2 separate regions of the Mus musculus genome follow, and region 2 is linked to region 1. Evidence: chromatin loops called from intact Hi-C (ENCODE). Cell type or tissue: heart. All regions are shown on one strand. Each heading gives the region's core, and the rest is flanking DNA. Links, peaks and the distances in the headings are about the cores only.

Region 1 (11,622 bases), core at 1,654-9,653:
TTGTGTGTGTGTGTGTTTGTGTACACGCGCGTGTGCTTGTGTATGTTTGGGATGTATGATGTAAATGGTTTGTTCTTGTGTGTGTATAATGTGCTTTGCATTTGGTGTGTATGGTGTATGTGTGTACATGGTTTGTGTATGTGTCTGTGTGTGATGGTATATGTGATTTGTGTGTCTGTGTGGTGTGTGTAATGTATGGTGTAAATGGTTTGAGTCTGTGTGATGTCAGGGTGTGTGTACATCAAGTTACCTATGGAAGTCAGAGGACAGCTTTTTTAAAAAGATTTTATTGTATTTTTATGTCTGGTGAGGGGGGCTGTGGGAATCCAGGAGAGAAAGTCAGGGCCTCTGGGGTGGAGTTAGAGGTAGTTGAGGGCTGCCTGGTGTGGGTGCTGGGAACCACACTTGGGTCTTCGACAAGATTAGTAAGCATTGTTGGGTGCTTAGCCATCGTCTCTCTGGCCTACAGGAAAGTGTGTGTGTGCTGAATCGCTCCACCGTGTGAGTCTGGGAGAGCAAACCAAGTTGTCAGGCTTGGTACCAAGTATCTTTACCCACTGAGCCATGTCCCCAGCCAGTGCGAGAAGTAATGCTTATATCTTATATAATTTTGATTTCTTTATTTTCTAGGATCCAGCAAGTAGGCAAGGAGGCCTATACCTTAGGGCTCTCTTCCTTCACCAACCCTTCGGTAGGGGCTGCCTGTGTCTGCTTCTTAGAATTGCTTGGCCTCAGCAGCCTCAAGCTCAGAGTTGACCTGAAAATGGCAAATGTAATTTTGGGCTCCAAGCGTAGAGATGAAGATGCTCGTTCCAGCTTCATCAGAGAGTCTCTGGGTACAGCACCTTTGCACCCTGCCACGTGTTGTCCATGGGAAATGAGGGACAGGTCAAATGTTGTCCACGGGAAATGAGGGACAGGTCAAAAGTCCTGAAGTGGAAATGAAAGTTTATGTTATTAATCTCACTTTCTTAGAAGTCATTTTAATTGGGTTTGAATGACCCTGAGCCTCATTAATTTAACAAAAATACCCAGGTCTGACTTTTTCTATTGAACACACACACACACACACACACACACACACACACACACACACACACACCTACCACATACACATATACTCCATACACATACAGTGTATGTCACACATATATACTACTACACGCACCCCATATACACATCACACATTACATGTCACACATACACACTGCATGGTCCCATATATAGATTACACACAGTCTATTACAGTTGGTCCTGGAGGTGCTGAGGCAGGATAATCACTAAGAACTCAAGGCCAGCATGAGTTACCCAGGGGCTTTACAGCCCATGCTCCCTCTTGATGGCTTTGATCTTACGCGGCTTTTCCTTCGGTTCTTGGTTATTTAGAGATATGGTCCCAACGTGTTCTGTCCTGCGTAGGCTGACCCTGACCTGAGCCTGCGCAGTCCATCTCGCTCAGCTGGAGCTACAGAGCTATGCAGCTGTGGCCACCGAGGTCTTGTTGCCTGTTTCTTACAGCTGAGAAGCTGTCTAAGCTTGCTGACGGTGACAGAGCAGCCACAGAAGAGCTGCTTGTTCTCTTGGAGGAAGGCGTGTGGGACAGCATTGAGCAGCAGGGCTTTAGCAGGTTTGTGAGTTGCAACCCCAGCCTCTTTAGTAAGCCTGGCTGTGCCAACCTGTGTTGGACTGCTCTTCCTTCAAATAGCTTGCTGCACTTTCATCAGCTCCCCACCCCCAACCCGTGGCCTTACTCAGCCAGCATAGGGCAGACAGAAAGTAGCTACCCATGGGACTCCCTCTCTTCAGATGAGAGGGAAATCTGTTCTGCTTTGTAGGCAAGAGACGTGGTGGGTTTTTAAGATCATTTTTATTTTATGTATACGAGTGTTTTGTCTGAAGGTATATCTATGTACCACAGAAGTGCAGTGTCCTTAGAGGCCAGATCCCTTGAACTAAAGTTACAAAAGGTTGTGAGCTGTGTGGGTGCTCGGAACTGCATGTGGGTGCTAGGGACTGAACATGGGTTCTCTGCAGGAACAGCGAGTGCTCTTAACGACTAAGTGTCTCTCCAGCCCAAGAGAGGTGGAAGGGTGGTTTTGTTTTCGAGACAGGGTCTCCCTGTGTAGCCCTGGCTGTCCTGAAACTCGCTCTGTAGACCAGGCTGGCCTCAAACTCAGATCTACCTGCCCCTGCCTCCTGAGTGCTGAAATTCAAAGACCTGTGCCATCACATTTGGCTAGTTTTTTTTTAAGTAGTGCAATAATTATTTGATATATATTTAAAAGCATATGTTCATTATTTTTACATATTTTATGAAATTTTTATTATATTTATTTTTACCACATGGAGATCAAACCAACAGCCTCATACACGCTAAGCATGTGCTCTACTGCCGGGTGACCCTGCCTGCCCTTGGTGAAAGGGTTTTTGGTTTTTTTGTTGTTTTGGGGTTTTGTTGTTGTTGTTGTTGATGATGATGTTTTGGTTTTTCAAGACAGGGTTTCTCTGTGTAGCCCTGGCTGTCCTGGAACTCACTCTGTAGACCAGGCTGGCCTCGAACTCAGAAAGATCTTGTCTCTGCTTGAGTGCTGGGATTGAAAGTATGTGCTACCGCTGGGCAGGCTGGGCAAGCTGGCTGACGCTCTCTCCCTCCCCTCCCCTCCCTTCCCCTTCCCTCCCCTCCATCCCTCCTTCCTTCCTTCCTTTCTTTGAGAGTATGTTTTGGTTAATTTATTTAATTTGTACTAATTTCCAAATTTTAAACTAGATCTATATTATATAAAGGGTATGTGTGTGCAAGCACACACACGTGTGCACATATGTGTCCAGGTGCCCATAGAAGCCAAAGATGTTAATCCCCTGGAATTAGAATTACAGGGTGGTGTGAGCTGCCTAATTTGGGTTACCTGGAGGAGCAGTAAACTCTCTTAGCCACTGAGTCATCTCTCTGCCCCCCTAAAGCTATACTTTATTTACTTATTTATTTCCATTTTTTGAGACAGTCTCACTATGGAGCCCTGCTGGCCTGGAACTCCTAGATATCCCCTGCCTCTGCCTATCCCTGAGAGCTCTATTTTAATGACTTTTTTTTTTCCCTCTGCTGTCCATCCCCAATTTTATTATAGGTTGTCCAGTGAGTCCAGCAGCCAGTGGGCATTAGTGCTTCAGTTCTGCATGCTCCATGACAGGAAGCTGAGCGTGTCCTACCTTAGAGAATGTGCCAAAGCCAATGACTGGCTGCAGTTCCTGGTCCACAGCCAGCTGCATAACTACCACCCAGCAGAGGTAAACCACACTCCCTGGCACTGTGTTCTCCAGGACTGTCTGCTCGAGACCCACATTGGCTGAGTCTATAACCTGGTGTCAGGCAAGGGCCAAATCATTGGACAGATGTGGACAAGTTTCTAGGATTCTAGGTTTAACATAGACATTCACTCAAATTCCCTTAAAAGCAACCAACTGTGTGCTCGGGTCTGCAGTCTCAGTACTATGGAAACTTGGGAGGCAGGATTGCAAGTTCTAGCCCAGCCACCCTGGGCCAGATAGCTGGATGTTGTAACAAACATCACATGGTCTTCTCTCCCACAGCTCAGCATTATAAAGAATCATCCTGAGCCCTGTTTTTATTGTTGTTGTTTTTTGTTTTTTTGAAATAGGGTTTCTCTGTATAGCCCTGGCTGTAATGTGAGTTGCCTTTAACATAGAGATCCATCTGCCTCTGCCTTCCAAGTGCTGGGACTAAAGTGCCACTACCACCTGGCTTTTTGTAAAAACTCACTCTGTGAAAAAGAACACTGAGTGTGTTTTAATCGTCTCTCTAGGTGGAATCTCTTCTTCAGTATTTCAGTCCTGTCCTTCAGAGCCACTTGAAGCTGGCTTCTGAGAAACTGTCATCAGGGTCCATCTCTAGGGATGACAGCTGCCTCCAGGAACTCCAGAAAAACAAAGGAGAAACGAGTAATTTCTTTGAAATTCTCCACCGGTGCTCAGATGAGTCCACCTCTTGGAGCTGGCTCCTGGCTGAGGCAGTGAGACATCGGGCTCCCATCCTCAGTGTCCTGGCCTCGTGTGTGCAGGTGAGCTGGCCACAGTGGGTGCTAAAACTCTACCTGCTTGGTGGCTTTGTCAGGACAGTGGCAGGCTAGGGGTGGATGCTGGCCATAAACTAAGACCCGGTCTCATATGGCTTGGTAGTTAGGAGCACACACTGCTCTCACAGAGGACCTGACTGACTTCCCTGCACCCATATTTGGTGGCTCATAGCCACTTTTAACGCAGACTTCTGTGGTTTCAAGGCTTCTGGGCTTCATGAACACCAGCACTCACACTTAACACTCAGATACTCACACACACAATTAGAAATCAAGGAAGTCTTTCAAAATGTCAGAACTACAAAACAGAACAAAACACAGACCAGCAAAGCCCCTTGACACCAAATTTGACCACGAGTTTGAATCCTGAGACTCACGAGGTGAAAGGAAATAGCTGACAGCCATAGGTCCATGACAGGTGTGTACATGCACACATGAGGAAGTAATGAGCTGGGGCTGGAGAGCTAGCTCAGGAGTTAGGGGTGCTTGTTGCTCTTGCAGAGAACTGGAGTTCAGTGCTCAGAGCTGCCTGTTATTCTGGCTCTAGGGAATCCGTTGTCCTCTTCAGGCCTCTGTGAGCATTAACACACATGGGCTCATGTACGCAGAGACAAAACAGAGAACAAGAAGGAAGAAGGAAGAAGGGAAAGGAAGGAAGCAAGCAGTAAGGTGGGAGGGGCCTGAAGTAGCTACAGGGGACAATTGTGAGGCTCTTACACCTGCTTCCAAGGTCAGACCTCAGGCTGTCTGTCCATTAAGCTGTCTCCTGGCACCAGTGAAGCCTACGGTGGGGACTCAGTTTCTGGCTGCCCTCAGGAAGGTGCTCTGCTAGGCAGGCACCCTCCTCCTCTTCCTTAGCACCTTGTTGGGGAAGGTTTTCTCACAAGCTGATTCCAGCTAGTTAGTGGAGTTTTGTCCATCTGTGTGATCGAGGCCCAGTTCCTTCATTTTGAAACATTCTTATCCAATGGTAGGGTGCCAGTGTTGTCTCCTGTCTCTGTGTTTGGATTGTCACCTCCGTGGAGGACAAGGTTGCAGCTGAAGCAATGGGACACATTCAGATCTCTGTAGAGGACCATCACTGGAGCCTGAAGGACCTGTCCATCATCTGGAGAACTGTATTGACAAGACGCAAGAGCCACACTCTCATCCGAGGTTTCCAGCTCTTTATTAAGGTATTGTTATACACATACACACATATGCACTCACACTCATGAGTGCACACACACACTTCAGACATTCCAGAACCTCAGGGTGTCAACATAGCATTCCTTGGCTTTTTCTTATTATCAGACCTGGATTTTTTTTTTTAAAGTCAACAAGAAATATTAATGGTAGCTGGGCGTGGTGGCGCACGCCTTTAATCCCAGCACTTGGGAGGCAGAGGCAGGCGGATTTCTGAGTTCGAGGCCAGCCTGGTCTACAAAGTGAGTTCCAGGACAGCCAGGGCTATACAGAGAAACCCTGTCTCAAAAAACCAAAAAAGAATTACACAAGAAATATTAATGGTAATAGAACTTGTGTGTGTGTGTGTGTGTGTGTGTGTGTGTGTGTGTGTGTGTGTGTGTGTGTGTGTGTGTGTGTTTAGTTTAGTATTGGGTATCCAGCCCTAGGACCTTTGAGATATACTGTATTTATTTAGCAGAGTACTTTATATGTATTGGTTTAGTAAGTTCTCACAATACTTTATAAAAATATTTTGTGTGTTAGGAAGTGGCATTACCTTTCTTTTACAGACTGATAACTAATACATAACTCAAACCGCACATACTCAAGTAGGCACGCTTACAATTCAGATTCATCACTTCTAATCCTAAATTCCTCTTTTCTGGCCTGACAACCCCACCAAAAATAGGCTAGTTGATACCACAGAGACCAACCAGTAGGAGGGTAAGTGGCTGGTGCTCTTTTGCCTCCGGGAATGTTTGTTGGGGCCATAGCGCCGCCTAGTGGATGGTTAATTTTTTCCCCCAAAAGGAAATAACATGGGAAACTTAATTTGATTCTTCCATTATTAATATCTTTGATGATCTGGATTTTCTAATTTTAACTCTTCTTCAAAGGATTCCCCACTTCTATTGATTATGGAGATGTATGAACTGTGTATGTTCTTCAAGAATTACGAGAAAGCCAAAGTTAAACTTTTGGAGTTCCAGAAAAGCCTTGAAACAGTAGGTGGAATTGGAGTGTCCTCCTCTCAGGTCTAAAGTTGGTTGGCAGGTCTTCATGCTGGTGGGTGGTATGGGGAAGCAGTAGACAACTGGTTGTGCCATGTGATTGACAATGAGTCACTGTCATTTCAGAGAAGCCAGACAGGTGGCGTTGTGACTTGTAGTTACCGTAAACAGAAGTGTCACGTCATGTGCTACTGTTATCTGTGTCCTGGTGGAGTAGCCAAACTTAGTGGGGCTGAGATCAGTGGTCCCTGCTGTGGACACCAAGAAGAGAGGGATGGTTCTTTGTCAAATGCAGGCTGGCTCTTGACACCCTCTTCTGGTGCATCTGAAGACAGCTACAGTGTACTTAGACATAATAATAAAGAAATCTTTTTAAAAAATCTTCTGGGCTCAAATACAAGCCCAGACCCCTTCTAGGGAGCTGCCAAGTGAAGCATGGTTGGTTAGGAATAGCACAGGGGGACTGATTTGATAGTAGGAGGCATTTAAGCCTGGGACTTCGGTGGTTCCTAGAGTTTGGCACTCTGGACTGTCACACACATAGCCCCCTCACCAGCACTTCCTGCAGAGTGGCAGAGCTGCCTTTGTCCCCATCACTGCTTCCTGCCATCTGTCGGGTGCACAGACCCTCCTTTTGTGATAGGCCCATGAGAGTAGTAAGAAGCCTTGGGAATGTTCGGGGCTTTCTTGATCCCAGATTTGGGGGTTCTGCTTTTTCTTTCCTTTTTTAGATTTATTTATTTTATATCTGTGAGTACGCTGTCACTCTCTTCAGACACCATAAGAGGGCATCAGATTCCGTTAAAGATGGTTGTGAGCCACCATGTGGTTGCTGAGAATTGAACTCAGGACCTTTGGAAGAGCAGTCAGTGCCTTTAACCACTGAGCCACCTCTCCGGCCTCATGGGGTTCTGCCTGTTCATTCCCACAAACTCTTCTGAGCCTCTGTTGTCTTTCCTAGCTTGACACAGTGGCCGCAAGGGTCCTTCCTATCATACCTGCCTCGTGGATGAAAGACCAGGTTTGTTTCCTTTTGAAACTTATGCCGCAGCAGTGTGAGACGCAGTATGAGCTGGGGAAACTCCTCCAACTGTTTGTTGGCACTGAGCAGCTCTTCTCTGACGGTAAGACAGTTTTATTCTGAAGCTGCTGCCAAGTTGTTAGCTCTTGTATGTTGGAATTATTTTTGGAAGGCGGTCAGAATATTAGATATATTGGATAGATAGCAGCACACTGACGTCCATCCATAACTGAGCATGAAGAGGTCATCTGTAACAGCAGCATCTACTGTAGTGCAACCAGTCCTTCTAAGCAGCTGATACATGCTCGCTCTTGCAAGTGTGCTTGCTCTCTCTCTCTCTCTTCCTCTCTCTCTCTCCCTCCCTCCCTCCCTCCCTTCTTCCCTCCCTCCGTCTCCTCTCTCTCCCTCTCCCTCCCTCCTTCTTTCCCTCCCTCTCCCTCTCTCTCTCTCTCTCTCTCTCACACACACACACACAGAGAGGTGGGGGGGGGGAATGAGCAAGCTAACCTGAGTCATTGTCTCCAAGGTTAGCGGATTACTATGATATTGAAGAGCACCAATCTGAGACACTTGACAGCATGGTGGTTCACACCTATAGGCCCAGTGCCCAGAAAGCTGAGGTAGGAAGATTGTCATGAGATCAAGGCCAGTCTGGACTTCACAGTAAGATCCTGTCTAATAAAAGCCACATGTGTATAGTAGAGGCTGATTTCATGTGCTAATCTTATCGCTACCAGTTCTTAGAGCAAGGTGGGCAAGTTCAGCCAGACTTTGACTAAGGATATTGCAAGGTATACACACATACTCCCTCACACACATACCACATACACTCATATATATATATATATATATATATATATATATATATATATACACACTGAAAGTGCTAAATGCCATATATACATGTGCTACAGACCCTCTGGGCCCCTGGTCTGTGTGGAATGGGATCTCTTAAGCAGATGAGCAAAGAGTCGGATGGAGTGACAGACAGACAAACACGCAAGAGTGGTGTTGGATCTGAATGTAATTTTCCAGTCGAGCCTCAGACTTTTTATAATACAGAGTAAATTGCAAATCATAACAGAATAAGGCACATTGAATTTTTCCAGGTGCAAAAGGAGTGACTTCAAAAGGAACCAGATAAATGTTTAACACTAGAGATTAGCACAGATGCAAGGGGAGTGACTTCAAAGGGAATTTGTAGGGACCAGATAAATGTTTACACTAGAGAATAGCACCTTCTGCCAGGCAAGAGTTTTACACTTAGTGTTAATAGCACCAGGGTTGTTAACTCTTGACACGCCTCAAGAATAATGTAGTGACCCCAAAATTCTCTAGGCCTTGTTAAATTATCTTGTCTGAAGGATCCTCATTTATCAGTATAGTATATTAATTTGCTCTTGGCATGGAATGTAGTCTGTAATATGAATTTCTATCTCAGTGAGAATTCCAGACTCTTTCTGCAGACAACTGAATTAATGGCTAGTGCTTAATTGTTTTATGGTAGTGCTTAATTAGTTACTGAATAGGTTAAACTCCTTGCTGCTATCTGGAATCTAAGAACACTGGGAAAAGGCTTTAGCTATGTTAGAATACAATCTTAAAAGGCATTTACTATAAGGTAATTCTTAATAGAGTGCACGTGAATCTATACATTAGACTAACGTGGTGGAAATTTGAATATTATGGGTTAGGGAAAGAAATGCCATAACTCTGGGAGGAAAATTTCCATGGAACTCTTATCCTCGTGAACAGCTTCCAGGCTTTTCGCCTGTCAAACTGACCCAAACTAGAGAGCTGACTTTCACCAGACATCCAGGAGGAGAGTCCTAGAAATTCATTTCTCATGAGCAGCTTTTTGGCATTTCTGCCTCACAAGCTGACTCCACCGGAGTGCCCTTGGCATACATGCGAATATATTCATACATACACAGGTATATTTATATACATACTCATGTATACATATATGTGTGTCCTAATGGCACTTAGCATTTTGAGTATGTAAGGACTTGCCCTTAGTGGCTTCTGCAGTCAGTCAGAAGAGAAGGCTTGTTTTTACAGGATACATGGCATGCACCTGTAATCTTAGCACTTGGAAGGTAGAAACAGAAGAGTCAGAATTCAGGGGTTTCCTTAGCTATATAATGAGTGCAAGACCAGCCCAGACTCTGTGCTACCCTGTCTCAAAAGAATAAACAAACAACAAAGAAGAAAGGAAGGAAGGAAGGAAGGAAGGAAGGAAGGAAGGAAGGAAGGAAGGAAGGAAGGAAGGAAGGAAGGAAAAAGAAAGGCCCCCGTTTCCCCTTTAGGCACCCTGCTGTCCCCTGCCACTCTGTCACCTCAGCAGCACTGCCGTGTAACCGCGCCCTCTCTCCTGCACAGGGCCAGACGTGCAGAAGCTGTGTCTCCTCAGCCAAGTGCTGAAGGACACACCTATCGCCATTAGCCCTGCAGTCATTTCCAGCTACAGCACTGAGAACTTTCAGCGGGAATGTAGATCTATTTTGGAGAAGCTAAAAGCAGATGGGCAGTTTGCTGTGGCTAGGAGAGTGGCCGAGTTAGCAGCCCTGCCTGTGGACAGCTTGCTGATTGAACAGGTATATCTTAAGTTACTCAAACTCCCAACAGAACCAGTGGGATGCAGTCCATAGGCAATGCAGCCCTTTCCCAGACTGCTTCAGAAGTGAGTACACTTTTGATATAGTAACTGACGTATGTTTTGATGTAAGCATGGCCTATAGAACAGTGGTTCTCAACCATGGGTCATGACCCTGTTGGGGGGGTCTCAGACCAGATATTTACATTGTGGTTCATAACAGTAGCAAAGTTACAATTATGAAGTAGCAATGAAAATAATTTTGTGGTTAGTGGGGTGGCGTCACAACATGAGGAACTGTATAAAGGGCCACAGATTAGGAAGGTTGAGAACCACTGCTGTGAGGTGCACTCCAGCTGTTTGCTTTTGAAGAGGATAACTATACGGTGGCTTTCCCTTGGCTCTCAGATGGACTGAGAACCGTTTTCATACTAACTTTCCACATAATTGCATCCAGCGCCCTCTGCAGCCCAGGCTGGTCTGCACTCACTAGATTTGCTTGCAGCCAGCGTGTCCTTAGGAAGTGTTAATGTCTGTGATGATGCTTCTTGACCCAGGCAAGGCTGATGTCTGCTTTGTTCAATTTCAGTTAACTCAGGAAATGCAAACACTAACACACACTCCGCAGTGGTCCCTGAAACAAGAAAGACTTGGCTTCTGGAAAAAATGCCATGAAATTTTTAAGAAAAACTCTATTTCAAAGAGAGCAGCCTCTTCCTTCTTCTCTAGCCAAGCCCCCGAGGTGAGTGAGCACCCTGCTGAACAGGGCAGCCTTGAGGAGCGCCATCTGCTGCTCACTCTGGCTGGCCACTGGCTTGCCCAAGAAGAGCCGGTTCCCGTGGAGGAACTGGAGGGGCTGGAGAAACAGATTTGGATCTGCCGCGTCGCCCAGCACACATGTGGAGGGGCTGAAGAGGAAGCCAAGCCCAGCCTCTCTCAACACAAGTTGGCTGCTGCTGAACTTTCTTTTGATAGCTTAGCCAGTGAGCTGTCCTTCTCCAAGCTCGCTGCTTTGAACACATCCAAATACTTAGGCCTTAATGATCTTCCATCCAAGACGACGTGTGAGAACAGACTGAAACACAAAGAGCAGGAGTCACTGAACACTTTGATCGGGCAGCTGCTGGATGGTGGCTGTGTGCATGAAGCAAGCAGAGTGTGCCAGTATTTCCGTTTCTATAGCCAGGATCTAGTGCTGGTGTTGCACTGCAGAGCCTTGGCCTCCGCAGAAGCCACCATGGAAGACTTGCACTCAGAGATCCGTGCCCTCCTCTCAAGTGCCGCACAGCCTGAGGACCTGGAGAGCCCGAGTGTCCCTCTTCGGAAAGCCCATAGCTGTAAGTAAAGGCGGCCACACTGTCCTCTTTGCCACACAGTGCTGGTCCTGTTTCCAAAAAGGAGAGACCACTCGGGATGTCATACTTACATTGAATTAAAGAGATAGTGACTTTCCCCAAATAATCAATCCATAAGTAGTCTACAAAGTAACACTTGCTTTTTAACTGGCTTAGAGATGAGGTAGAGGGACTCCTGGCTGATAGTTAGTTTGGTGAAATGATATAAATACAAGCCAGCACTGGGAAGCAAATGCTACCTAGTCAAGCTATCTCAGAACCAAACCAAGCCATAAATGCCCAGGCGTGTGAGCACATAAACCATAAATGCCCAGGCAGTGGCACACGCCTTTAATCCCAGCACTCGGGAGGCAGAGGCAGGCGGATTTCTGTGAATTGAAGG
Region 2 (11,622 bases), core at 2,347-10,346, 89 kb before region 1:
AAGGGAACTGCAACCCTATAGGTGGAACAACAATATGAACTAACCAGTACCCCGGAGCTCTTGTCTCTAGCTGCATATGCATCAAAAGATGGCCTAGTCGGCCATCACTGCAAAGAGAGGCCCATTGGACTTGCCAACTTTATATGCCCCAGTACAGGGGAACGCCAGGGCCAAAAAGGGGGAGTGGGTGGGTAGGGGATTGGGGGGGTGGGTATGGGGGACCTTTGGCATAGCATTGAAAATGTAAACGAGGAAAATACCTAATAAAAAAATTAAAAAAAAAGAATATATGTTTCCAAAATATAGTTTTGTAAACCCCCCAAAAAAAGAGTTGTCATGGAAATGGCAACTCTTCACAGCAATAGAACAGTGACTAAGACAAAGTGTCTTCTCAGATACCACAGAATGGAGCTAGAAAGCAATAACAAGTAAAATGGGAAATTCACAAATCTGTAAAAATTAAACAACATCCTCCTAACCACCCAGTGGGTCAAAGGAGAGCTAAGATTATAAAAATACTTTGAGGTAAATGAATTTAAAAATACAACATACCAAACCTTACAGAATATGCTAAGGGCAGTACTGTCTGGGAAATGTATCGCTGTAAACACTGACATGGAAAACTAAAATAGGATGGCTCTCAGCAGTAGGATGTTCTCCCTCAAAAAGTGAAACATAGAGCGGGTGGCAGTGGCACACACCTCTAATCCTAGTACCCAAGAGGCAGAGGCAGGAGGTTCTCTGTGAGTTAAGAGGCCAGCTTGGTTTACCAAGTGAGTTCCAAGACAGCCATATAGAGCTAGATAGTGAGACCTTGTCTCAAAAGAACAAAACAAAGCAAAAAATTAAAAACAAACAACAACAACAAAGTCTATGGGTGGAAGAAGTAGCTCAGTTAAGAGTGCTGCTTAAGTATGTAGACCTGAGTTCAGATTTCCTGCAACCTCGGTGTTGGCAATGGAGGAGACATCTGTGGGGCTTGCTGGCTACCAGGCTAGCCAGAAAGCAGTGAGAGACCCCCGTCTCAGGGAATACGGCAAAGAACAATAGAAGACACCAAACCTCCTCCCCAGGCCTCCACATTCACGCCTATGCATATGTATCCTCACATACACACGTACATACATGCATATATCCACATTCACACACACTGTATCATTATGGTGGACTGGGAGTATTGCTCAGTGGTTAGGGTACTTGCCTAGAATTAGTAAGAGCCTGGGTTCAATTGCCAGGACCACAAAATAATCCTAGAACAAAGAATCAAACCCATAGAAAAGAGTTTTGTTTATATAAAATATCCAACTTAGGTAAAATCCATAAGAGACAGAAAAATTGCTTTCTAGGGCGCATGGGAGAAGGAAAGGTGGGGATGACTGCTTAGTGGAAAAGAGATTTCCTCTGGGGGTGACATCATTTTGGAAAAAAGGCAGCTGTTGTACGTTGTAAATATACTAAATGCTACTGGAGTGTACCCTTGAAAATAATTGGTTGTATGAGTGTTATCTTAGTTTTTTTTTTTCTTAAGTAGAAGGTATTTGATTCCAGAGCCTGGATTTTTATACTGAACAAGAATGCTTTATTGTATGCTACACAACACATGCTATTATGTGAAAAAGAGCCGCCAAAAATTGTTTCCATCTCAGCATCTGTGGAGCTGATACTGCTCTTAGGCACCCAGAGCCAGCTCTATGCGAGCAAGCGAGCGAGCGAGCGAGCGAGCGCCTGCCTTCCACTGTATCAGTGAGTCAGCAGTGAGCCTCCTGACTGGGACTGGGGTTTAGGGCATGAGCCACCATGCCATGCTTTCAGTTTCTTTTCCCTGAAACACCCACTGGGCAGGCTTTGGAGATCCTGCTGTCTGCCCACGTTCATGTTCTCCCATGCCGTGGCTCTCCTTCTTTGCGCTGAAAAATGTTATCCCTTCCTTATTTTATAATTGCCACTAACTTTTTATGGGGGTGGGGGTGGGGGAGTGGTGCTGGAAGAACCTAAGGTGCCATCCTCAGGAGTGCAGTCTACCCCTTTGAGACAGCATGCCATTGTCCTGGGCTCACCAGTTAGGCACTGAGCCCTTGCTCCAGGCCCAGTTTCTCTGTTTCTTCAGATATTTTAAGGGAGGTTGAGTTCTTCCCGAGTCATCTATTTAGAAAAGTCTAACAGGAACATGAAGGCGGGTCCATAATTGAGGTTGGTTTCTTTTTGAAACAGCACACACATGAGCTCTCCCCACCAGAACAGTCCTGCTGCTTGGCTTACTGTGTCTCCTCCACTCCACCTCCCCCAGGTGGAGTCTGCTGTCCTACATCTTAGATCCTTGTGACTGCCTGCTCTAGGGAAACAGCTGCTCTGCTGCCTGGTGTAACGAGCACTTCCTGGAAACTCTCTTTCTGCAAGGTTTGCATTCCTCGTCCCTCACACATTTTGCTTGGCCTTTACTGTATTCTGTAAAGATTTTTCCTAAGCTGGTGCCCAAGCTCCTTAAAGCCTCTAACTTCATCTTAAAGGGGTTGAAGGGTTGTCTGGCATTTTGCTTTTTTTTTTTTCCTGTCTTTTTCATTCTCCTTGAGTTAGTTGTTTGTTCCTTTGGGACAGGATCTCAAATTATAGCCCAGGCTTCCCTCAAACTCAAAAGCTTCCTGCCTGTGCCCTCCCACGTGCCTGCCCACGTGCTAGGATTACAGGCATTGGCGAGCACTCATGGTTCCCTCGTTACAGTTTTGACTTTACAAAGAATGAGAGGTTCTTTTGAAGGGAAAATCATTATTTTTATTATTTCACCATTCAAAAACAAAAAGCCCACCGGCCGGTGATGACGCACGCCTTTAATCCCAGTACTCGGGAGGCAGAGGCAGGCGGATTTCTGAGTTCCAGGCCAGCCTGGTCTACAGAGTTCCAGGACAGCCAGGGCTACACAGAGAAACCCTGTCTCGAAACCGCCGCCAACCCCCCACCAAGAAAAGCTCAATTTTCACTAGCACTTTATCCAACATTTCTATACATTTAGGGAAAGATATGCATGTGGTTTTTTTGGGTTTTTTTTTTTTCTGTCTTTTTCATTCTCCTTGAGTTAGGAGAGAATGTATATGTGTTTAGGAGAGAATGATGGTGGTGGAGGAGGGTATGATTTTCAGTGTGCTACACCATCTTGACAAGACAAGTAACGAAAGCAGGACATCGACATCCTTCTTCTAGCCTCTGTGTTAGCGCGCGCGCACACACACACACTGCCACCTGAGTACTCATATATGTGTGTATAATCACACTCTCTGTGGGTGCCACTTCTCAAAGAGTATAAATTGAGTTTCTTTGAGCCCATCAGAAGGGAGACTCGAGGTCAATATTTATATACAGAATAGTTATAAACAATTCTATATGTTATTCTTTGCATACTTGACTTTTTAAATTAAGATTTCTATTCAATGTCTACTGAATGTGTTAATTTAAAATAACTGCCTTCCCCACTGTCCACACTAAAGGATCAGGTCTGCATATGTCAGGTGACTTCCTTTTCCTTTCCCAGACCACAGACAGACTTCTGGACCATTTCATAGGCTGTCCAGCAACCCCAACTGTCGCCTAATGCAAAAGATGACTATGCAAACCAGACTCTCTCATGAATCTGAAAACAAAGAATAGAAACAACTGCTGAAAAACACCGTGAGATACATTGTAGAACACAAAAAACATGGCCCAGAAGTCATTAAAGAAACATGGTGAATTTGAGGCCAGTCTGAGTCTACATATCGAATTCCAAGACAACAAGAGCTGAGAGAGACCCTGTTGGAAGGAAGGAAGGAAGGAAGGAAGGAAGGAAGGAAGGAAGGAAGGAAGGAAGGAAGGAAGGAAGGAAGGAAAGGAAGAAAAGGAAGAAGGAAGGACAGACAAAGGCAGGATCTGGCATATACATTTTAAACAAAAAGCAAAAGAAATGGAGAGGTGGCAGGTAGAATCAGTTCATTAATAGAGATAAGAATTACAAAGGAAAGGGCTAGAAAGACTGCTCCATTGTTAAGAGCATTTAAGTCCTTAGAGGACTAGAATTCAGATCCCAGAACTCATAAATCTCTGTAATTCCAGCTCCAATGGATCAAAGTCTTCTGTCCTCCTTGGACACTCTCACACACACCCACACTCTAAAAAACATTTATAGCCTAGTGGTGGTGGCGCACACCTTTAATCCAAGCACTCAGGAGGCAGAGGCAGGCAGATCTCTGTGAGTTCAAGGCCAGCCTGGTCTACAGATGGAATTCCGGGACAGCCAGGGCTACACAGCAAAACCCTGACTTAAAACAAAACAAACAATTACAGAAAAAACCAACGAGGAAAGCTGTTGCATTACATTAACTATGCCACTGTCCTCTGTCTCTTCCTGAGCTCTTATGGCCAGCACATTACTTGGCTGTGGTAGGGGCTTAAGGAATGTGTTGGAAGTAGCTTGTCTGAATCTCTGCTCTTTAAGAATACTCTTGGTCTCCACCCTCTTGAAACCTGAAACCCTCTCCTTTGGCCCCGAGTGCACTACTACCCTGGTTCTTTCCCCATGAGTAATTTCCATCCCCCTTTCTATTCTTAGTATCTTCTCTGGCTTTCTTCTAGCTCTGCTCTCTTTTAACAAGTGAGTAATTTCCTGACTTCGTGTTCAGCCTCACAGAAGTAAATCCTAAATCTGTACCTCTGGGTTCTGACCCACTCGGCATCCGGATCCATGTACTGAGATTCCTTGATGGGTTTCCGTGGAAACCCGGCTTCCTTAAAGTAAATCGATGTTTTCTTTTGTCTGTCAACACTAAAGTTTAGAATACTAACTTCCTTTACTTTAGTTTTAAGGTGTTAATTTAAGACGTTTAACTGGGCTGGTGAGATGGCTCAGCAGGAAAAGATGCTTGCTCCCAAGCCCGACGACCCAAACTCAGTCCCTGAGATCCACATGGTGGAAAGAGTGAACCTAATCCTGCAGATTTTCCTCTGACTTCCACACATGTGCTCTGGTATGCACGCCCACATATCTACACAAAATACACAAATGTGATTTCTAAAAATGTTTAACTGCACCTCTGTTGTAAATATAACATACCAAGACCTATAGTATGAAAAAATGTTATAACTAATAATTCTTCATCTAAAGATAGTAGTTATATTGATAAAGAGGTTAACTTTTGTATAATGTTTGTCTTAATTATCAAAAAGTTATGGTGGACCTCCTTACTTTCTTACCCACATCTCTAATTTCTGTTTATCCAAAGGCCTAGAGTTTAGAAGGTAAAGGCTACATGTTAAATATTTCTTTGATTTCCCTTCTTGATCCACAATCAATACCCTGTTTCCTACCCTGTGTGTAGAAAACCCGCTGAGTGGTTAGAGAATAACTTACCTCCATGAAACTTGGTCATTAGGCCACCAGGGGGCAGAGTCAGGCAACTTGGCTTTGCTCAGTGAGCCCAGGATGGCTGCAGACCAAGAGTTCTGGGCCTGTTAGTATGCTAGGAATGGACTCAGAGCCCATGAGAGGAGGAGGGAGAAGAGAGTTCAGGAGCTGAAGAAGACAGACAAGGCCAAAGCTAGAGATCCAGCAGGTTCCGTGACAGTTTGTCAGTTGCTTTGATGATATTCGCGTCTGAGATAGACAAACTCTGATTGGATTGGAATGACCTGCCAACCCCTTTTATTATTTTATTTGGGATGGGATTCTTTTAAACTTCAGGTGGTAATCTAATTTTTAAATGTTTAATCTTGAGTTATGTGTGAGTATGTTTGTGCTCGAGTGTGTGTCATGTATGGAGGTGCCCACAGAGGCCAGAGAGGTGGATCAAATTCCCTGGAGCTGGAGTTACAAGTAGTTGTGAACTACCTGATGTGAGTACTGGGAGCCAAACTCTGGTCCTCTGTAAGCACCATAAATACTCTTAATGGCTGAGCCATCTCTCCAGCCCTGGTAATGTAATTTTAAGGTTTTCAGATCTCACTTGGGAATGAGGCTGCTCGAGGGAAGAGAGAACAAACAGCAGCATCAGCTGTACCCCTGACTGGAGCGGCTTCTCTTTATCCTAGCTGGACCCGTCACCTCCAGACACAGAGCCTTTCAGGGGTAGCTGTTTGGCTCTCCCTGTCTTCTTGGCATCTCCTGAAGCAGACCTGATCAAGTAGCAGGGTCTGGAGCTGGACCCTAAGGCAGCAGGGAAAGATGCTGTTCACACAGCTTTCTCTAAAAGTCTAAGTAAGCACTTTTAGCTTAGACGCTCGTCCCTAGACCATGCTCAAGTCTGGGAGCCCGCGGGTTTGATGTTTTGCTTACAGTAATTCTAACTCAGTATATTGCCTTGAGTGGTTAGTGTCTGCCTGCTATCCAGCCTTAGCATGGACAACAGCATGCCAGAGTTAGAGACTGCCCACAAATGCCTTGCTTCTCTGGCTTTGCACAGGCTGCCCCTCCTGCCAAGAGAGTTGCTGAGAAGTCAGAGCAGGCTGTGTGCAGCAGCAGCACCTGGCAGATGTTTCTATCACTGCTCTGGGTATACTACATTCTTCCTTTCATTAAACCGATTTGTCTTCAGATCTCTTTCCCAAGAAACCGCAAGCTTCTTGTGAGAAAGAACTGTCTTCTTAGCCCCCAGGCCTTCCATGCTATCACTCTGTAGTAAACACTGGCTTAGTGAGAGAGTTCGAGGGGCCCTGTGAATGATCTGCACACCCTCCTTCTGTCTGCTTGTTTTCTTAGATTTCAGGGTTATTGTCGTTGTTTGTGTTTGTTGTTTGGTTGATTGGTTTGGGTGGGTTTTGTTGTTATTTTGTATTTGTTTTGGATTTTGGTTTTCAAGACAGAGTTTCTCTACATAGCCTACATTCTGGCTGTCCTAGAACTCACTATGTAGACTAAGCTGGCTTCAAACTCACAGAGATTTCACCTACCTCTGCCTCCCAAGTGCTGGGAATAAATGCCCTGCATGCATGTTTTGTTTCTGTGTTTGGTGCTAAGGTTGAGCGGAGTGCCTTGTAGACAAGCTCCCTAATCACCGGCCTGCCCCAGCTTCTCTCCAGTGGACCACTGAACAACAGCTGCTATTCTGGCTTGTTAGGGAAAAGAGAGAGAGAGAGAAGAGAGTGGTTCATTCACAAAAAGCAGTCTCCTGGCAGGATAGGCAGGAGCATGGTAACACCGCACTGCCAGCCTCAGCCTCTCTGTCTTCCCTGGGCAGGGTCGTTGAGACAGGTGGAGCCAGATCTGGGGATCATGGCTTTTACATGCCGCAAAAGAAAGGGATGTAAGCCACAAGAACTGTTCATCTACTGAAAACTAGGAGGGGAGGAAGGCTGTCGCTCTCCAGTGCATTCCCGAGGAATGTCTTCTGTAGTTTGAGGGTTATCATCCATGTGACTCTCAAGTGCCTTCCCATGCAAACTGGACCCTCAGGATAACCAGGTAATGTGTGACTTACTGGACTCTTGTGAGTTAAGTCAACTTCTCCAAGCTGAAGATGCTCACAGATAAAGCCAGACACGTGACTCTCCCAGAGCTCTCTGTTACACATCCCAGGCCGTGCCAAGAGTTAGCATTTTTCTTTAGACGCAGGAACTCTCAGGCTTGTCTGGAATTCATCCCTGGGACTGCCAGAATATAAATGCGTTCTTGTATTTACTATGGTTTTGGCTTCAGTAAGAGATTTGCACCAAAGTTTAAAGCCAGTGTAAAGCCCCCTGCATCTCACAGCTGTTGGTCAGTCCCCAGCTGATTTACATAAGAATTTAGAGCTCAGGCTTTATGCAATATTTGAACTCTGATTCTGGTTTCAGTTTGCTCTCCACCTCCACACTCACTGCACTCCAGCAAGGCCAGCACTACTCAGTGAGATTCCTTGGCTTTGTTTTCGGAGATAGTCTCATTTATGTAATCCAGTTGGGCTCGGCTCACCTTCTTTCCTCTCTCTGTCTCCCAAGTGTTGGAACATCAAGATAAGGCGAGTTTGATTCCCAGGACCCACCCACATGGTGGAAGGAGAGAATTGACTCTCTCAAGCTGTCCTCTGTCCTACATATACATGCTGTGGCATGTGCATCCACGAAAAAAAATAAATAAATAAATAAATAATGTGAAAATAATAGCAAAAATGGTGAGGAATGGTGAGGAACAATATCCTACATCATCCTCTGGCCTCCAAGTGCGTGTTCACGTTCACACAGACACTAGAAAAATAAATGTAATGTGAAGCTAAAGATTTAAGATTGATAATAGTATTAGGTGTATTTGGGGGGTTTGGAAAACACATATTCAAAAATTTTAGTTACGGATTTTAAACTGTGCCTCTCCTCTATTTCATGTCCTGGTGGCAGTGGGAAGACTGTGAACCCAAAAACACTTACAAGAAGAGGACTACAGCTTGTTTAAACCCTAGCAAAACAGTCTAGATAGCCTTTTGTTTATTTGTATTACCAACATAAAACAGGCAGGATGGCTTAGTGGGTAAAGCATTGCTATTAAGCCTCATGACCTGGGTTGGATCCCTGAGTCCCACACAGTGGAAGGAGAAGGGACTGACATGCATACCTGTAGCCCTACAACTCAGGAGGCAGAGGTGGAAGAAGGAGTGCAAAGCCAGTCTGGGCTACACAAAACCCTGTCTTTAAAAACAATCTTTAGGGCCTGGAAAGATAGTTTGGCAGCTAAGGGGATTTACTGGTTGCTCTTTCTGAGAACCTGGGTTCTCACATGGCAGCTCACAACCTGCTCTAACTCTAGGTCCAGGGGATCCTATGCCCTCCTCTGGCCTCTGAGGGCACCGCACACATGTGGTACACATAAGCACATGCAGGCAAACACTTGTATACAGAACATAAAATTGTTAGAAAGCTCTCTATGTGTCTGAGTTTCTTTTTTTTTTAAAGATTTATTTATTATTATATGTAAGTACACTGTAGCTGCCTTTAGACACACCAGAAGAGGGTGTCAGATCTCATTACAGATGGTTGTGAGCCACCATGTGGTTGTTGGAATTTGAACTCAGGACTTTCAGAAAAGCAGTCTGTGCTCTTGACAGCTGAGCCATCCCTCCAGCCCCCTGAGTTTTCTAAGAAAAACTATGTAGTGTATTTGCTGTTTCACGAGCCCAGAGTTCTCTACCAGGGGTTTTGAAGAATTTTTATCTAAAATTTTGTTCTAGAGAGTGAGATGAAGTTTGACCATCTGGGTTCCATCCCCAGATGCTGCATGATGGCAGAAGAGCGTTGGCTGCAGCAAGATGTCCTGTTACTGCCCATGCACCTGTGCCCCACACAAGTAAATAAACACAGCTTAGTAAAATAAAGGGAATATCAAGACTAGAAAAATTCAAAAGACTGAAATATAATGGTTTTCTAGGACTAGAGGATTTAGGAGGAATGTGGAAAGCTTGCTGATTGGAACAGGATTTTAGTGGGGAGGACGTTTAAATGTACTAACTGTGGTTGTAGATTATATCTCAAACACAGTGGCAGGTGTAGTGCACAATACAGTGTTACAATCGGAGTCTGGGATTAAACCATGGAATCTGATAGACAGTTGGAGGCCTAAGAAGGAAATTAGTGAAGCCCAGGTATGGATGCTCTACCTAGCACTCCATCACAAGCATCGGCTCAGCTCATTGGTCCAGGCAATACTGGCAGGCTCTCTCCACTCCACTCTGCATCTCACGATCACAGGCCATGGCTACTGCACAATTTCCTATTCCAGCCAGGCAAAGAGAGGCCCACCAGTGATGCTCAACGGTCCCAAAAAGCAGAGCCCACCATCATCTGGTCTCCACCCAGGCTCCAGCAGCCCATGTGAGGCCTAGGTATTGTGTCCTTCTCTGCCAGGGTCTATCTAGTGGGTAGAACTAGAAACATGCACTTGAGCATGTGCTGAGCTGGCTACACTGGTGGGGCAGGAGGGCCTTGCAAGGCTGCATAGATGTTGAGAAACATGAAAAAAGCTGTCACAGGGACACCCCAGGTTACAGAGTGGTCGATAAGGTACAAATTCCATCTGGAATTCCACTCCTGTTGTTTGGCCCCATTCCTGTTGCCACTACCTCCCAAACAGGTTTTCCTGTATATGATCTGCCCACTCAGGAAGGTTGCCACATCCCCAGGCTGTGGGCAAAAGGGACTTCCCCACCCCCTCTCAGTTTCCTCTTTACCCAAAGCCCCTTACAACAAAGAGGAAGGGTGGTGGTTCTCTACATCTGCCTTCCCACAGAAATTAGATCAGCAATCCTACTGTCTAGTCAGTCTCCTAGTGAGGCTTTGAAAGTTAAAATTAATAGGACAGTTTCTGGTTGCTCTGATGGTGACATTACTTGTAGTGTCCAGAAACTGAAGGTCAGAGGTTGCAATCCTTACAGACACACACATCTTTAGAATCAGGATTTATAATCCTGTTGATTTATTTCTTGAAAGTTGGTTGGCCACTTGCTAGGCTAGGCTAATAGAACTGAATAAGTGCAGAGCAACACAAAGGGTGTAGTTGGGAAAAGCATCACCGAGCCAACAATACTACAATAGAGTCAGAGCCATTGTTAGGGCTCAAAGCAGTCTGGCAGTGTGGTGCTAAAGAAGACACACACACAACCCAAGTTTCCTGCTCAAGGTTTCACCAGTAGACACAGGACTTGGGGACAAGAAATTGGAAATATGATCCTTCTTGCCACCATGGGTCCTAACAAAGTTCCACTAGGACGGGTGGGAAGGGTCTACTTCCCCACATCTGTCACTCTGCAGCCTACCCTGAGGTCCACTGGGACAGGTGGAAAGGATCCACTTCCCCACATCTGTCACTCTGCAAGCTACCCTGAGGTCCTTTCCAAGGTGGAGGGTGGGGTTCATTCTCCCAGGTCCCTCACCCAGGTTCATCTTGAGCTCTTGGCTGCTGCAGGAAGCAGTCTTTGGAGGTGCAATTCTAGTCTTCTTTCCTTCTACTGAGTTCCCAGGCTTCCAGTGCAGTCTTGTTCTTGTGATGTCTCTGTGCGATGAACGTCTCTGCCTTTTCTCCAGGTTATGGAGGAACTTCCCATGAAGTTTCCCTATGCACCTTAAGCCCAGTAGTAACACAGCCACTTTCAGTCCTACTGAAACTTCACTAGCCAAACAGGATGAAACCTTCACAGAAGAAGAGACTGAAGATCAAACAATACACCTAGGACCCTAAGGAACTTTATCCCAGGAGGTTGCTGGGATAAATCATCTACATTCCATAAATATCATGTACTGGGGGCCTAGGAGGTGCCTCAGTCTTGGAGCTGAAGGACCTGGGTTCAGCCCTCATCCCAGAAAAGTTGAGTAAGGTGCTATGTGCCTCTCACCCTAGCACTGGAAAGGTGGTAACTAGAAGATCCCTGGGGCTGGATGGCCGGCTAAATCTCCAAGCTTGCCGTTCACTGTAACTCTGCCTCAAAATATAAGGTAGAGAGTGATAGCAACTGGAGAAGATATCCAGCAGCAACCCATCCTCTGATACATACATACATACATACATACATACATACATACATACATACATACATTCATGCACTCTCTCTCTCACACACACACACACACACATACACACATATCCCCCCATACAACACATGCACAACCCACATACACATGCACACACACATGAACATACATGCA

Evidence for each region. Peaks named below come from ENCODE experiments on the same cell type or tissue, not always from the same donor. Only the 100,000 strongest peaks of a DNase experiment are listed, where the experiment ranks them.
Region 2: it touches region 1 in a loop (10-fold over the local background); 30 of 42 quality-filtered maps call a loop at or near these places.

Annotation. Positions count from the first base shown.
Region 1 is chr2:122,064,509-122,076,130 of GRCm38, reverse strand. Spg11 (SPG11, spatacsin vesicle trafficking associated) reads left to right here. Exons shown (of 40, transcript NM_145531.2): 22 at 631-836; 23 at 1,519-1,627; 24 at 3,126-3,285; 25 at 3,822-4,076; 26 at 5,066-5,266; 27 at 6,155-6,262; 28 at 7,230-7,392; 29 at 9,672-9,886; 30 at 10,475-11,222. Among named protein-coding and RNA genes, the nearest start is that of Eif3j1, 42 kb to the right of the region's middle. In heart, for the core only: a CTCF peak has its summit at 6,045 (motif pointing left); no DNase peak of the experiment used is centred there.
Region 2 is chr2:122,154,649-122,166,270 of GRCm38, reverse strand. The region is part of intron 2 of Patl2 (protein associated with topoisomerase II homolog 2 (yeast)); the gene reads left to right. Trim69 (tripartite motif-containing 69) reads right to left here and starts at 5,563. Exons shown (of 7, transcript NM_080510.3): 1 at 5,375-5,563. The coding sequence starts at 5,380. In heart, for the core only: a CTCF peak has its summit at 5,400 (motif pointing right); a DNase peak (open chromatin) is centred at 5,440; H3K27ac peaks cover 935 bases.